2 separate regions of the Homo sapiens genome follow, and region 1 is linked to region 2. Evidence: read pairs that join two places in POLR2A ChIA-PET (ENCODE). Cell type or tissue: MCF 10A. All regions are shown on one strand. Links, peaks and the distances in the headings refer to the core of each region. The heading gives the core; the rest is flanking DNA.

The links. Peaks named below come from ENCODE experiments on the same cell type or tissue, not always from the same donor. Only the 100,000 strongest peaks of a DNase experiment are listed, where the experiment ranks them.
Region 1: POLR2A ChIA-PET joins it to region 2 with 6 read pairs; 2 of 35 experiments call an interaction of 5 or more read pairs at or near these places.

The regions. Positions count from the first base shown.
Region 1 is chr4:61,476,775-61,483,857 of GRCh38, reverse strand. The region is part of intron 2 of ADGRL3 (adhesion G protein-coupled receptor L3); the gene reads right to left. Among named protein-coding and RNA genes, the nearest start is that of ADGRL3, 280 kb to the right of the region's middle. In MCF 10A, for the core only: no CTCF peak of the experiment used is centred there; no DNase peak of the experiment used is centred there.
Region 2 is chr4:61,421,618-61,428,700 of GRCh38, reverse strand. The region is part of intron 2 of ADGRL3 (adhesion G protein-coupled receptor L3); the gene reads right to left. Among named protein-coding and RNA genes, the nearest start is that of ADGRL3, 220 kb to the right of the region's middle. In MCF 10A, for the core only: no CTCF peak of the experiment used is centred there; a DNase peak (open chromatin) is centred at 3,170.

The DNA of each region.
Region 1 (7,083 bases), core at 1,766-4,265, 55 kb before region 2:
TTTATATAAATGTACATATAACTACATATGATAGCATATAGTTTTTAATTATGACTTCATTCATGTATTTATAAACTAAATATTGGAGCTCAAAATTTTATAATTTATTTATTTATTTTTTTGACAGAATTTTGCTCTTGTTGCCCAGGCTGGAGTGCAGTGGCATGATCTCGGCTCATAGCAACCTCCCCTTCCCGAGTTCAAGCAATTATCCTGCCTCAGCCTCCCGAGTAGCTGGGATTACAGGCATGCGCCACCATGCCCAGCTAATTTTGTATTTTTAGTAGAGATGGGGTTTCTCCATGTTGGTCAGGGTGGTCTCGAACTCCCGACTTCAGGTGATCTGCCCACCTCAGCCTCCCAAAATGCTGGATTTACAGGCGTGAGCCACTGCGCCAGGCCTTTAATTTTCTTTAATAACACAGCACAAGAGAATGTCTATGAATGCATAATTGAGTGCTATCATTATTTAATTGCTATGTATATACATTTTGTATACTTTGGTATATTTTATAATGGTAAAATCAATGGCATCACAAATTAAATATGTCAAGCACTTATTTTTAAAATTACACTGAATGACTCCTAAAGATGTCTATACAAATAATACTATAAATTTTATGATGCAGAGAGATAATTAAATCAATCAAATACAGTATCTTTAATTAAGACAATAGGAAAACCCCAAAGAGGATTTGGTTACTGGAAAGAACAGCACTTGAAAAAGAACAGCCTCATTAAGAAATGTGAAAGTTATGAAGAGTTAAATACAAAAGTGGACAAACATATCTCACTTAGAATTCTTTACACTGCATACTCTGGGAGTCTATGCTATTCAAAGCACCTCAAATTTGGAAATTTCAATGAACTCATCCCAATTATTTGAGTCAGATAGTATTATACAAGGTAATTATTTTTATTTCCCATTAGGTTGCAAGATATATCATATAATTATCTCTAAGTTACATTTGAATTAATTTAGGCCAAGCAGCAACCCATTCTAGAGACCATGCACCTGAAATACAGAAAACTTGCAAAATAGCAGGATGAAAGTGGCTTTCCAAAACTATTTTGACAAAGACTACTTTTAAATATAAAAGCCTGTAGAAAACTTTTAATACAATTTTATTTTCTTAATAATTATAACATTTCCTAAAATGGTTTAATGGCTCCTATTTTTATTTAAAGATACCACCACTTTGATCCCTGCAAAAAGCCTTTTCTATCTTGGGTAAAACATCCTTGAGTTATGTAGCTTAAAAAATACATTGATGTTTCAGTAAATAAATCATTTCTTTGTTCAGTCTTTTCTCGGAAGAGTGGTGATTCACAAGGACAATTCAGGAGCACCTAGGTTCCACAGTAACCCAAACTGGCAAATTGTACAGAAAGATATATAGTGTCATTGTTTAATATTTGGCTCCGGCTAGAAATAAAGTAAGGGAACACAGATTGACTGTGATGGAAAATCCATCAGAAATAACCAAGCTGGCAGATTATTAAAAATACGGTATCTGAATACTTTAAAGCTAATATTTTACTTAAATCTTCTCAAAATTTCACAGTGATGACTGATAAAGCAGATGATTTTTTACAATGAAAAGTGTTGAAGCAACTTGAGATTAAAACATTGTTTAATTCAGTAAGTACACATGTGCCAATTTTTTGAGAGTTAAAAATTGTGTGAGTTAGAATAATTAGAAATGTTTCTTTTATCTGTTTTAGAATCAAAGGTTATCTCTGCTTTCTTGTTTTGGTTCTTCTAGCAAGTCTGTGATTGTTAAAACAAGACACAGTTTTGACCGATAACCTCCAAATTATTTTCTTCTTTCTTTTTGGACATTGATTTATATTTTAGTGATGTTTTAGATGTTTCCTGAAATATCTCAAGACAATAGCATTCAGGAAAAAAACGTATTTTTGCTTTTATGAAGATTTATCTTAGTAATTTTGTTAAAAATGCTATGTATGGAAATGACAGTCTAATCACAAAGTTTACACCTTTTATATTTTTTTCTAAAAATGTTAAAGAGAAGATAAATACTTTTTTCTGTGAAAGAGTAAGAATATTATTTAATCAACTAGATAAAATAGTGGCCTTGTGAAAACAGTTCCTTCTTTCTTTTTCCTCTATAGTATATCTTATTTTATCATTAAAATGTATATTCTAATATGTGATTTTAAGATAAAACATGGATATACTATCTTTCAAACTTCCATGTGGTCTCGACAAAAAAAAACAAACACTCATTAATATATAAAATCCCAATCCCTTCCTAACATTAAGGTTTCCATGGATTAATTTTATTTTATGAGCTTTGGAGCTCATAAAATTTCACCATTTGTCAAGAGTGCGTTTTTTTGTTTGTTTGTTTCTTTTAATCTCAACAAACTGCAGTGGTTTTGCCCACATGAAGGACATGTACATATATGGTGGCTCTTTTCGGCCTTTTAGAGTCGAATAATTTTGAGGTCCATCTTCCTATAAAGAGGCTGAGAAAGCCAAGCCCTAAATACTGGCATCCTCAGATATCACACACTATTTACAGAACACCATCCTGACTTTCTTTTCTCTTCTTTGCCTTTTACTTTTTATTCTGTTCTATATTCACTGCATGAATAAAACTTTGTCATCACTTGGTAATTTTAGCAAGAATGAAGAAATGCATGAAATCCTTTAATTTGATTAAATCCTATCATTGAGCTTAATTAGGTCATTGTATTAATTAGGTCATTGCAATTATATAATTTGAAACCCTGGCTGCCTGAAATAAATGAGTGTTCATGACCACGGCCAATATATTACTAGGGGTGTGTTAAGTACATTTTAATTTTTCTATATTGAAGATATCAATATTGATTATTGAAAACTGTTCAGCAAATATCAATGTCTTTTAGAGTGATTGGCTGTGATTGGAAAATAAGAATTCTGGATTTTATCTGCATTTCCCTGATGTTGAGCACCGTTTCATATACTTGTTGGCCATTTGTATGTCTTCTTTAGAAAAAATATCTACTTAGGTCCTTTGCTCATTTTATCTTTTATTTATTTTCATTTATTTATTTATTTATTTTGAGAAGGAGTCTCCCTCTGTCACCCAGGCTGGAGTGCAGTGGCATGATCTCGGCTCATGGCAACCTCTGCCTCCTGGGTTCAAGAGATTCTCCTGCCTCAGTCTCCCGAGTAGCTGGGCTTATAGGCACCCGAAACCCCGCCCAGCTAATTTTTTTATTTTTAGTAGAGACAGGGTTTCACATATTGTCCAGGCTGGTCGAACTCCTGACCTCAGGTGATCTGCCTGCCTCGGCCTCCCAAAGTGCCGGAATTATAGGCGTGAGCCACCATGCCACCTTTGCTCATTTTTAAACTGTTATTTAATTTTTTTTTGCTATGGAATTTTAAGAGTTCCTTACATATTTTGAATATTAACAAACTGATATAGAAAATGTGGTATATTTAGACAACAAAATATTATTCAGCCTTAAATTTGAAGGAACTATTGCTATTTGAAACAATATGAATGAACCTGGATGGCATTGTGCTAAGTAAAATAAGCCAGACACAGAACAACAAATATTGAATGACCTCACTTATATTTGGAATGTAAAATAGTCAAACTTATAGCAGTAGAAAGCAGAATGAGAGTTGACAGTGGCAGTGGAGAAGGAGGAGATGGAGAGAGGAGAGATGATGATCAAAGGGTATAAAGTTTCAGTTATGCAAGCTAAATGAGTTCTGGAGATCTAATGTACAGTATGGTAGTACTACCATTAATAACAGTACATGCTTGAAATTTGCTGAGAGACTAGATCTTAAGTGTTATCACAAATTTAAATCAAAAGAAAAGAAAATAGTAGCTGAGAGATGAACATGTTAACTAGCTTGATTGTGATAATAATTTCACAATGCATACATGCATCAAAAAAAAACTTGTGAACCTTAACTATATACAAATCCTAATTGTTAATTATAATTTAAAGAAGCTTAAAATTGTTTTAAAAATTAAATTGATAATTTTGTATTCTTACAGATAACAAGCATGCTAATAAAAAAAGAGAGAGAACCCATATCATTAGGAACATTGTTGATATGAATATCCAAATTTTAAACCATTATGCAAACACTATTATGGTCATTTCACCTCTAATATACATGTTTCAGTGAATTTACACCATTCTTTTACTCCTCAAATTTATTTAATAACTTTAATCAAGGCTTATGCACCATGGTGTTTTCTTCAGCGCTGGGCTCTGCAAATAGTTTCTGGTAATTTAATCTTCCCCAATTTCCTATAGTTTTTATTCTACTTATAATAAAACAATTTAAAGGCTTTCATACAATAGATCCCCTTTAAGAATCATTCCTATCAGTGGGCAGAGACCCTATATTGGGTACTTTTATAGATCTAAGGAAGGCTTTACATCCCAACTCTATTTTTCACCAAGGTACTCTATAGGAAGGTAGGTAGGTAATATAAGCAATACATTTTTTTGAGAATGGCCCTTGCATGGGGGGCGGTGTGTGTATTTATATGTTTAAACATTACATACATCTAAACATCTCTTTATAAGCTCCTTTTTAAATTATGTAAATTTTCTAGCATAAGTAGTTTATTTATACTCAGGGATTATATAAGGAAAACTTAGATTCTGGTTGGAAGCTTGGTGTCAAAAAAAGAAAAAAATGTTGAAGAGTCAAGATGTCAAGAGGCATCTCCCTGATACTTTTGTCTAGAGTTGATCTGCTAATAGCTCACATCTAATAATTTTTAAAAGAAGGGGAAAAAAAGGAAAAGAAAGAGAAAAATTTTGACAGTTCACCTGTCAGTTCAGCTGAAGTATAGCTTTAATGCCTATCAATTGGACAAAGATCTGTGAAGTATTTTCTATATGACCCACATTACAGAAAGAAACTCTTAAGAGTTTTTTAGGGTATATCTCTATAGGTTTTTTCTTTACCATGGAAACATAACATTAACTGAAATAAAATTTGTGTTTTTCTTTTGAGTTCACATTAATATAGATAAAACTCACACATGTGCACACAGACATGTACCTAAAAATTTTTTTGATAGGAAAGCATGCATTATTATAAATCAATACTTAAGGGCAAATTTGCTGAATACTGCCAGTAAACATCAGATGGCAAAACATCATTATCCAGATCCAAGAAAGACATATAACAATGATCCCCTTTATTTCATACAGAAAGAGTCAAAGAGTTCTATATTGGATTGCCCAGATTTTGTAGAGATTCAGATATGAAAATACATAGCAGAAGCCAAAAACAAATGTGATTGGCCATCTGGAGAATATCAGTGTTCCCAGTGATTAAAACAGTTAATCTAATGGAGAAGTTTCTTTGAATTCTAAGGAGCATTAAAAAATACATTTTAGAGATCATTAAACCAAAAGCATCCATTAGCTACTCTCAGACATGACCTCTGTCTGTTTCTTTTTTTTTCCCCTTTCTCTTTTGCTTTGTTGATTCACAGTGGTCCAGCCAAAAAAGCAAAAGTTCACTAACACTATTACCATAATCACTTTGACATCACTAGAGATGCTTTTAAACAAACACATACCTCAATGTGAGCTTGTATATCTTAACATTAAGCAGAAGATCTAAAATTATTAGAAAACAAGTGTGGCATTAATCCTTTTAGCATATAGTTCATCCTAAATGCCCATAAGTACTCTGACATATATAAACTTTTTATTGGCTATGGAAGATTCTGTCCCAAATGAAAGTCATTATTATTTTATGTTTTATTCTCCAAGCAAATTCATAAGAAAAAATGAAACGTGACTTTTAAGACATTTTTATGGAGAAGTTAATTAAAATATTTTAATATATGTAAAAAGTATGAAGTCCATATTTGGATAATCACAATGTTTCAGAACTAATGAAAACTCTTAAACTATTTCAAGCCTTTTTTTGAAGATGAGAAATGTAATACTTTAAACATTAAAAATTGACAAGTTTTTTCCACAAATTCTGTAGTAAAAAAGATACATATTTCAACACTATATATATACTTATATATACAGTGTCAAAATAGCTACAGCTTTTAAAAATAATAGAGATAAAGACATATCATCACATTATGGCAGGATGTACTGACTCCAATCCACAAATCCACAGTAAGATAAATTTTCAATTATGGACAGCCTCTTAAATCCCTGAAGACAAGTGAAGAGGAGATAATATTAGCTTTCTATGTCCTCTTACACACACTTGTATTGTTGGGCCACATTAGCCAAATGTCTCAGAGAAACTGAAGAAAATATACAATGAAATTGGGAAGCAACTTCTGCTTATAATGAGCTAAAGCATATACAGTTAAAATCCTTGATTCCATAACATTTTTGTATCAAGCACTTTGGTGCAGATAATTTATTCATGGTATGTTAATGTCTTTACCGATCAAATAGTCAGCTTTCTTTTGCATAAAATTGTGTGTGCACATGTGTGTGTGTGTGTGTGTGTGTAACATCACTATTCTATATACAATAACTATCTTTAAAAACTAAATGCTACCATAGCTTAATAATAATAAAATAGGAAGGACCACCTCACCAAAACTTGACCATGTTGTCAGATTAAAATCGGGCTATGAATTTTCTGACTTAATAATGGAAAATTCATTCGATTTTTCTGGTGCATTTGACTGTTTTGATTTTACGTAATTTGAATAGAGGCTCAAACTATGGCTGAAATTAAGTTTAGATGTATTGAACTGAAAAATTACCAAAAAGCTATGAATCTTTTTTTAAATTACGTATCAGATATATTTCTGAATGGTGCTTTTTTCAAGGTTTAGTAAAATATTTTTTCATTTATTTCTGTATATTTATTCAGTGTTTTCACATGAACTGAACAAAATAACTAACTACATAAATAAATAATTTTATTAATAAATAAGTAAAGAAATAAAATAGGGAGGAGGGGATAGCATAGAAAAGTCCTAACAAGAGTCATTGCCGGCCAGGCTCCATGGCTCATGTTTGTAGTCCCAGCATTTGGGAGGCTGAGGCAGGTGGACTGCTTGAGGTCAGCGGTTCCAGACCAGTCTGGCTAACATG
Region 2 (7,083 bases), core at 2,097-4,596:
TGAAGTGGCCACTATTATCACTCCAATTTTACAGATGAGAAAACTGAGGCTAGGCATGACATAACTACCAAATCACATAGCCGGTAAGTGGCAGAAACAGACAACACACTCCTGAATCTACTCTTACCTAGTAAGTTATATACACTGTCTCTCAATATTTGAATATAAACTAATTTTCTGGCACTAGAATTTTTTCAGATCTAATTTTGGTAGCCTTTGAAACTATTGATGGTCTTTCCTTAACATTCCCTTTAATGTTATCTTCTGTCGCTGTAAGGAAAATGGCTGTGCAGCAGTCAAGAGTAGGCCAAGGTAAACATCTGGCATAGCATGACACAGCAGGGTTGGAGCACAGGTGCACAATCCCTTGCATTATATAACCACAGTTATGTAACCATGTTATGAGTGGGCTCACCACCTGGCTCTGAGCCACTATTGTCTATGAAGTGCATAAATGTATCACTGACACTGTGAGGGGTGGTGCATAATAAAGCCATGTCCCACCTGCCTACGGCCCCCCGAGTGTTGTTTCAACTACCTGCCATCCATTCACCCACTCCCCTTGGACCCCAGCTCAGGTTGGAACCTGATAATTGGCGTAGTCAACAGGATTCCGAGGTGAGTGAGTCCTCAGCCCCTGATGGTCCTGGGTCAGCTATGTGGTCTCAGCATGGGTTGTGTTACCTTGTGGCAGCCTTCCTGCTCAGATGGGCCCCGGTGAAAACACGGGTGATGGTGGACGGGTCTCCCATGACCATGGAGAAGGCGCTGAAGCACTTTGAAGCACAGAGCACTGAAAAGGAGCGAGCCTTTGCCGGCAGAGTTGGATGGGCGTTTTTGACTGTGCTACAGGAAGTGCACACTCAGTCCCTGAGGGATACAGCTCAGGTAAGGGACCTCCAGGGTCAAGCAGAGCGCCTGGAGATCCGGACATACAGCTTGAAACGAGAATTAGGGCCTGCCACTAGTGTGGGCCTGGGCCAGCCATCCCAGTCAGAGACCCCCGCCAGGTCTGATACCAAGGAGGAAGAACCTCCACTGCAGGCTCACCCAGTGGTCCGTCAGAAAATAGAGCAGGAACAGCCACTGGGGCCCCAGGGCGTGGGGGTTCAGGGACCTCCTACTGTGGTGGAGCACATGTCATACAGTGCCTATACCCCAACTGACTTGCATAAATTAGGTAAACAGTGTCAGCAGTGCATGGGGGAACCCCTATCTACCTGGATGCTTTGCCTTTTGGATGAGGGAGCTGATGGTATTGTCTGCTCTGCCTCTGAAATGGAAAAGTTGGCCTCCATTATGACCCATCCCTCCAACAGCGATTGCAGGTGAGCAGGCGGTTAACACAGGGGCGAGGCGACCACACCCTGACTGAATGGCTGATGGCTGTCATAGAATGGTATGGAACAATGCCAGAGAAATACCAAAAACTGTGAGTAAATGGCATTCATATGCAGAGCTGGTGCAGGTAATTCAGGAAATGGGTATGTGGCAAGTTTTGTTTGATTTAAATACCTGAGGGCCATATGTTGAATGCTTTCCCTCCCACATGAGGGAACTTGTGTTGAGCTCTGCACCCCTGAGTGCTTTCGGCTCTCTGGCCACTGTCCTTACTCTGTACATGGGGCACTGCATACATGAGATGACTACTGCCATGGTGGCCCTCAGAGAAGCAGAGGGCCATTGGCAGGACCAGGGACTTTGTGCCATAAAAAAGGGGAAGGTACCCCTTCCACAGGGGCCACCTCGTGGGACAAAAAACCGCCCCAGTGGGTGACCTGCACACAGATGGGAATTGACTTGATTTGGGCTGGGGTTGACCGAGATAAAACTGATAGGCAACCCAGTGAAGTGCTGTTAACTTTGTGGAGGCAATTGTCCCCAGAGCAGCAATTCCAGAAAATGCCCAAGACGGGGCAGGATGATGTTGCTCGACCCAGTTCCACCAGGATGCTCCAGCTCAAAGACTACTTGAAGGTGGGTGGAGGTAAAGAGCCTTTTGTGTTTGATTAGGGAACTGGCCAAGGTGCCTGGCTTGGGGGGAAACCAGATGACCAGAGGCCATATGTGGAACTGGCAATCCACTCTCCCCAGTGTTGGCATTGGTAAATGCTGGTGCAGAGTGTAGCCTCGTCTATGGGAACCTAGATAAGTTTCCAGGCAAGGCTGCATACATAGACGGCTATGGAGGCCAGTCAGTGAAAGTGAAAAACATAACTGTACTGCTGACTCTGTAGGAGAGGGGCACCCCCCCATTCCCGATGGGGCATGGCATATGGATGGGTCCAGCCAGGGTGCGACTGCTTCCTGGACTGCTGTTGCGGTCCAGCCTAGTACTGACACCATATGATTTGTTATCAGGTGTGGACAAAGTAGTCAGTGGGCTGAACTCAGAGCAGTGTGGATGGTGATCACCAAGAAGGAGACACCTATGGCAATCTGCACCAATAGATGGGCAGTTTACCAGGGCCCAATCTTGTGGTTAACTACCTGGAAATTACCGAATTGGCTAGTTGGTCACCAACTCATTTGGAGCCACGCCATGTGGCAAGACTTATGGAAAATGAATTACATTTGCATGTTATTCTCCTGCCTTTGTGGGGCTGTAGTTCAAGGTTGGACCTGATGCTCCAAACCTTGAATGAACAGCCACAGAAAGGTGGCCCAGCCCCAGTGGGGCACTTCTACACTGGGCCACTGCCTCCATTCAGTTACAGATACAGACACCAAGGATGACCTCCTCTCACTAGATATGGGGACGAATGGTAATCTGCTGTTGCCTGCCTCAATGCACCTAAAGGCAGGATAACAAAAAACCTGGCTTTGGCCATGGACTCTCGAAGGCCCATTGCAGATGGTTGGCTACCATAGCCCCAGGGGGGAGGGCCTACTGTGTGATTTACATGTCACTCCTTGGGTATTTAATATATGGCCTCCGTGAATGACTGTTCATAGGGGAATGGCCAGGGAAGGAACCCTCCTCTGTGGGACATCTGTACCATCTGTGTGGCCTAATATGAGCTCCCCAGTAACTTTAGCACAGATAGAGGACCCAAAGGAACCATGGGGAGCACCACCCTGGGCAGAAGCCACTGGCAGCTACCAGAAATGAATGGTTAGCCTGTATTTTGCCTGAAGGGCATGATTCATCCTTGTTAGTACCTGTGCCTGCTTTGTCGTTTCGACCATAGATTGACATGCTGCAAAAGCATTGTGAAATGGGCCCACACCTATGCTGAGGTGACTAATCTTTCCAACTGTAGGATCTGCACCACCCTTCCAGCAGCAGCTATGGACGGCTTGCCCTGCCACATACACTTAGCTTCTATGGAGAACTGGACATGGCTAGAGACTTGGGGTCCCATGGGCGATGCCTGGAATGTGAAATGGTAAACTTTGGATAGGGGGCATGGCAAAACCTATGACATGCTCAACCCCTGGCTGACCTGTAATGTCTATGATGAATGGGGCTGGTTAGCAGGGGAACACATAGTGCCCCCACCCCACAGGTACCACGATGTATACAGCAACAATGGGATGGTGTCAACATGGGGTATTTGCCCACCATAGCCTGCACAAATATAACATATATCACCACACCAAGGGTGTAGTGGAATAGGTGGCCTCATCAACGTCAAGCTCCAATGGACTTTGTGCCCCCTGGGAGTTTATGGGTCTGTGGAGACATGGAATGGCCATATGCACCAGTGAACTGGACTGGCCCTTGTACCTGGGGATGGCCTTTGTGCCTGCCACTGTGCTTCCCACATTGCCTAGATGCCCACACAACTGGGAGGTGCTACGTTCCCACTTTTTGCAAGTGCTGCAAGCCCCTTGGTGGCTCTACCCCTTAGCTTTGACCATCCCTGGAGCAGGTGTCATTACTGTAGAAACACAGGTTACAGCCCTTGCAGAGCACACAGCTTGGCCCCTGAATTACACCCAAGTCACCCTCCTCCTGTTAACCAATGAGGTTGATCAAACCAGAAAGATGAAAGATGGTGCTGCAAAACTGGATGGCCTTAGATATAGTAAGCTGCCCAAGGTGGCATCTGTGCCCTTATAGGGACACAATGTTGTACATTTATTCCAGAAAATCAACAAAACATAATAGCAGCCTTGCAAGAGATGGCACAGGAGGTTGAAGCAGTTGAGAGCCTTACTAATGACCCCCCACAGAGATGGTGGGCATCCCTGAGCTCTGGCCTACGTTGGGCCCTGATAATCATGGGGAGCGTAACAGGGATATTAGTAGTAGGTTGTTGCTTCTTGTATTACTGCTGTGGCCTATGGGTCCAGGGTGCCACCGTGTGGGCAAGTTTCCCCACTAAGAGGACCCCCTCAGCCTAGGGGGTGGAGTGTAAGGAAAATGGCTGTGCGGCAGTCAAGAGTAGGCCAAGGTAAACATCTGTTACAGCATGATGCAGCAGGATTAGAGCGCAGGTGCACAATCCCATGCATTATATAATCACAGTTATGCTACCATGTTATGAGTCGGCTCATCACCTGACTCTGAGCCACTGTTGTCTGTGAAGTGCATAAATGTATCACTGACACTGTGAGGGACAGCGTATAATAAAGCCATGTCCCACCTGCCTATGCCCCTTCACCCCCTGAGTGTTCTTTCAATTACCCACCACCTGTCCATCAACTCCCTTTGGACCCCAGCTCAGGTTAAAACCTGACAGTCACATTGTCCTATTTTTGTAGGTTTCCTTCTAAATTTCTCATTAACATTCACCCTTATTGGCCTCCTTCACTCACTCTTCATTTTCTACTTCTTTAAGTGGAGGTGTTCATCAAAAACTCACCTTTAAATGTTTTTACTCTGTGCTCCTTCCATGGCTTATGGCTACCATATACACACATTAAACCCATTTCTTCTTATCTCAGGTTAACCATGGCCCTGGTTCTAAATTCCAAAACAATGCATTTCCAACTAAATAAAGAACAACACAACCAGGACTTTCAGCAGGCTTTAAAAGTCTGAAACCTCTCACAATCATGACCCTCTCCTACTAATCCCAGCTCTTACACTCCCTGTGATTTCAGTCTATTAAAATGGCATTACTGGCCCTAATCCGTTGGCCTCCACCTAGTCCCTTTCCACTACTTATCTTCCATACTGCTCTCTGCCAGATCAAACTATGTTCATGGATTCTCCCTATACCTTCATCAAGGCTCAGATGACATCATGTTGATGTAGCATAAAGTCCAGATTATCTAACACAATGTTCAATAGCTCTGAAGTTAAACTCCTATACACTTTCCCATCTTGTCTTCTATTAATCCTATCCACACTGGATTCAATGTTTCCTGAAATATGGAAGTGCATGGCCTCTGGGTTTGCCCATGCTGTTCCAAGGGCTGCTTCTATTTGTTCCTTCTCTATGTATCCAAATCTTAATCATCCTGTTTGTCTACTGAAATGGTCAACGTTTTCTGGTTGTTTCATTTGGGTAGTCGACTCTCAACTTCAACATCCCTTTCTTTGGAATCTTCTCATCTTGCTGTACAAAAATACTACATAAACCAGATATGTAAAACTGCAAAATTTGGAGAGAAACTAACTCAGATAAGCTATATAATTTTACCTCAAAATTTTACCTAGTTCTTAATGTCTTAGCCATGTGCCCCCAAATTGATATCAGAACTCTCATACTACAGGCTCACTTAGGTCTCTCAGCTCCACCTCTTTATAATTCTAAGGCTAAGAATTAATCATGAGGAATTTTCACCTTTCTTTGGATTTACCAAAATTGTTACTTTTTCAGTCATCTATATAACATTCTTATTTTTTGCCAAACCAAGATAGCAACCCACCATTTATATGTACACATACATATTCTTAATCATACATATTTCTAAGAATATATATTATTTATATTTTTTATCTATTTATATATATTCTTGAAGCTTCACACAAAAATCAAATCACATAATTAATTATTTTATGTAAGTGAAAACTATGTGGGCAGATTACTATTCATTCATAGAACAGATATTCCCCCAAGCAGGGTGTTACTAACTTTTATAATATCAATGAATTAGGTACACTGAAACATCTACATTAGTCTCAAATGCTTATTTGTCTATTCTACTTAGGAAGATATGTTGGACCAATTTTGGTTTTATCACGTTTACAGAAAAAATCTTAGAAACATTAGTAAATAATATAACCAAGTATAAAATAAGGTACTCCATAACTCTTCTACTTTTCCATATCTGTGTGTATGCATAAACATGGCATGTTTGTGAATATGTTAGTATACATTCACAAGCATGCTAGTGGCATATGTTTGCCACAATCTTGGCTGAAAATACATGATGAGAAATGAAAGAAACTACTGTTTACTTCTTAGAAAAAAACAAATATTTAAGAATGTTTTAAGGAAGATATTGTAGTTGGTTAACTTTCTAGGGACATTGAAGTTGATACATTGAAAATGTTATACACCCATTTTAACTCTGAGGCTTTAAACTTTACTTTTAATGAAAAATTCTCAAGACTCCCCAGTCAGAACACATAAACACTGAAATCTGTAGATCACTCAGACGTAGAAAGACACGAAAATGCAAAGCAGTCTCTCACTTTGTTGGGGCACATCTTTGATTGGACAATTTTTTAAGTATATCCTTTATATAAGTTATAAATATTATATAAGTTAAAAATCAAGTTACAAAACGGTTCACACAACTTGTGGTATTGAATTGGGTCCTTAGCAAGGATGAATAGATGAATAGATGAATGATGAAGGATAAATAGATGTTTTTAGACCAAAAAGCGGTGCAGGAATAAATTAATAATGAATGAAGAAAAGTCATATTTATTTACAAATGTTGTGGATAGTTTTCCTGAAAATAAATACTAAAATCTTCATGATCAAGGTGTTTTGACTCATGGGCATCAATTGTATCCATAGAACTATCTGTCATTACAATACTTTACTAAAGTCCCTAATATACCTTTACTTAATGGTACCGATCACAATATTTATAGAAATTAAGTGATTTTAATTATAAAGTTAGAAATAATTAAATAATTTTAATCATAAAATTAAATCATGTTGAAATCATGAGGAA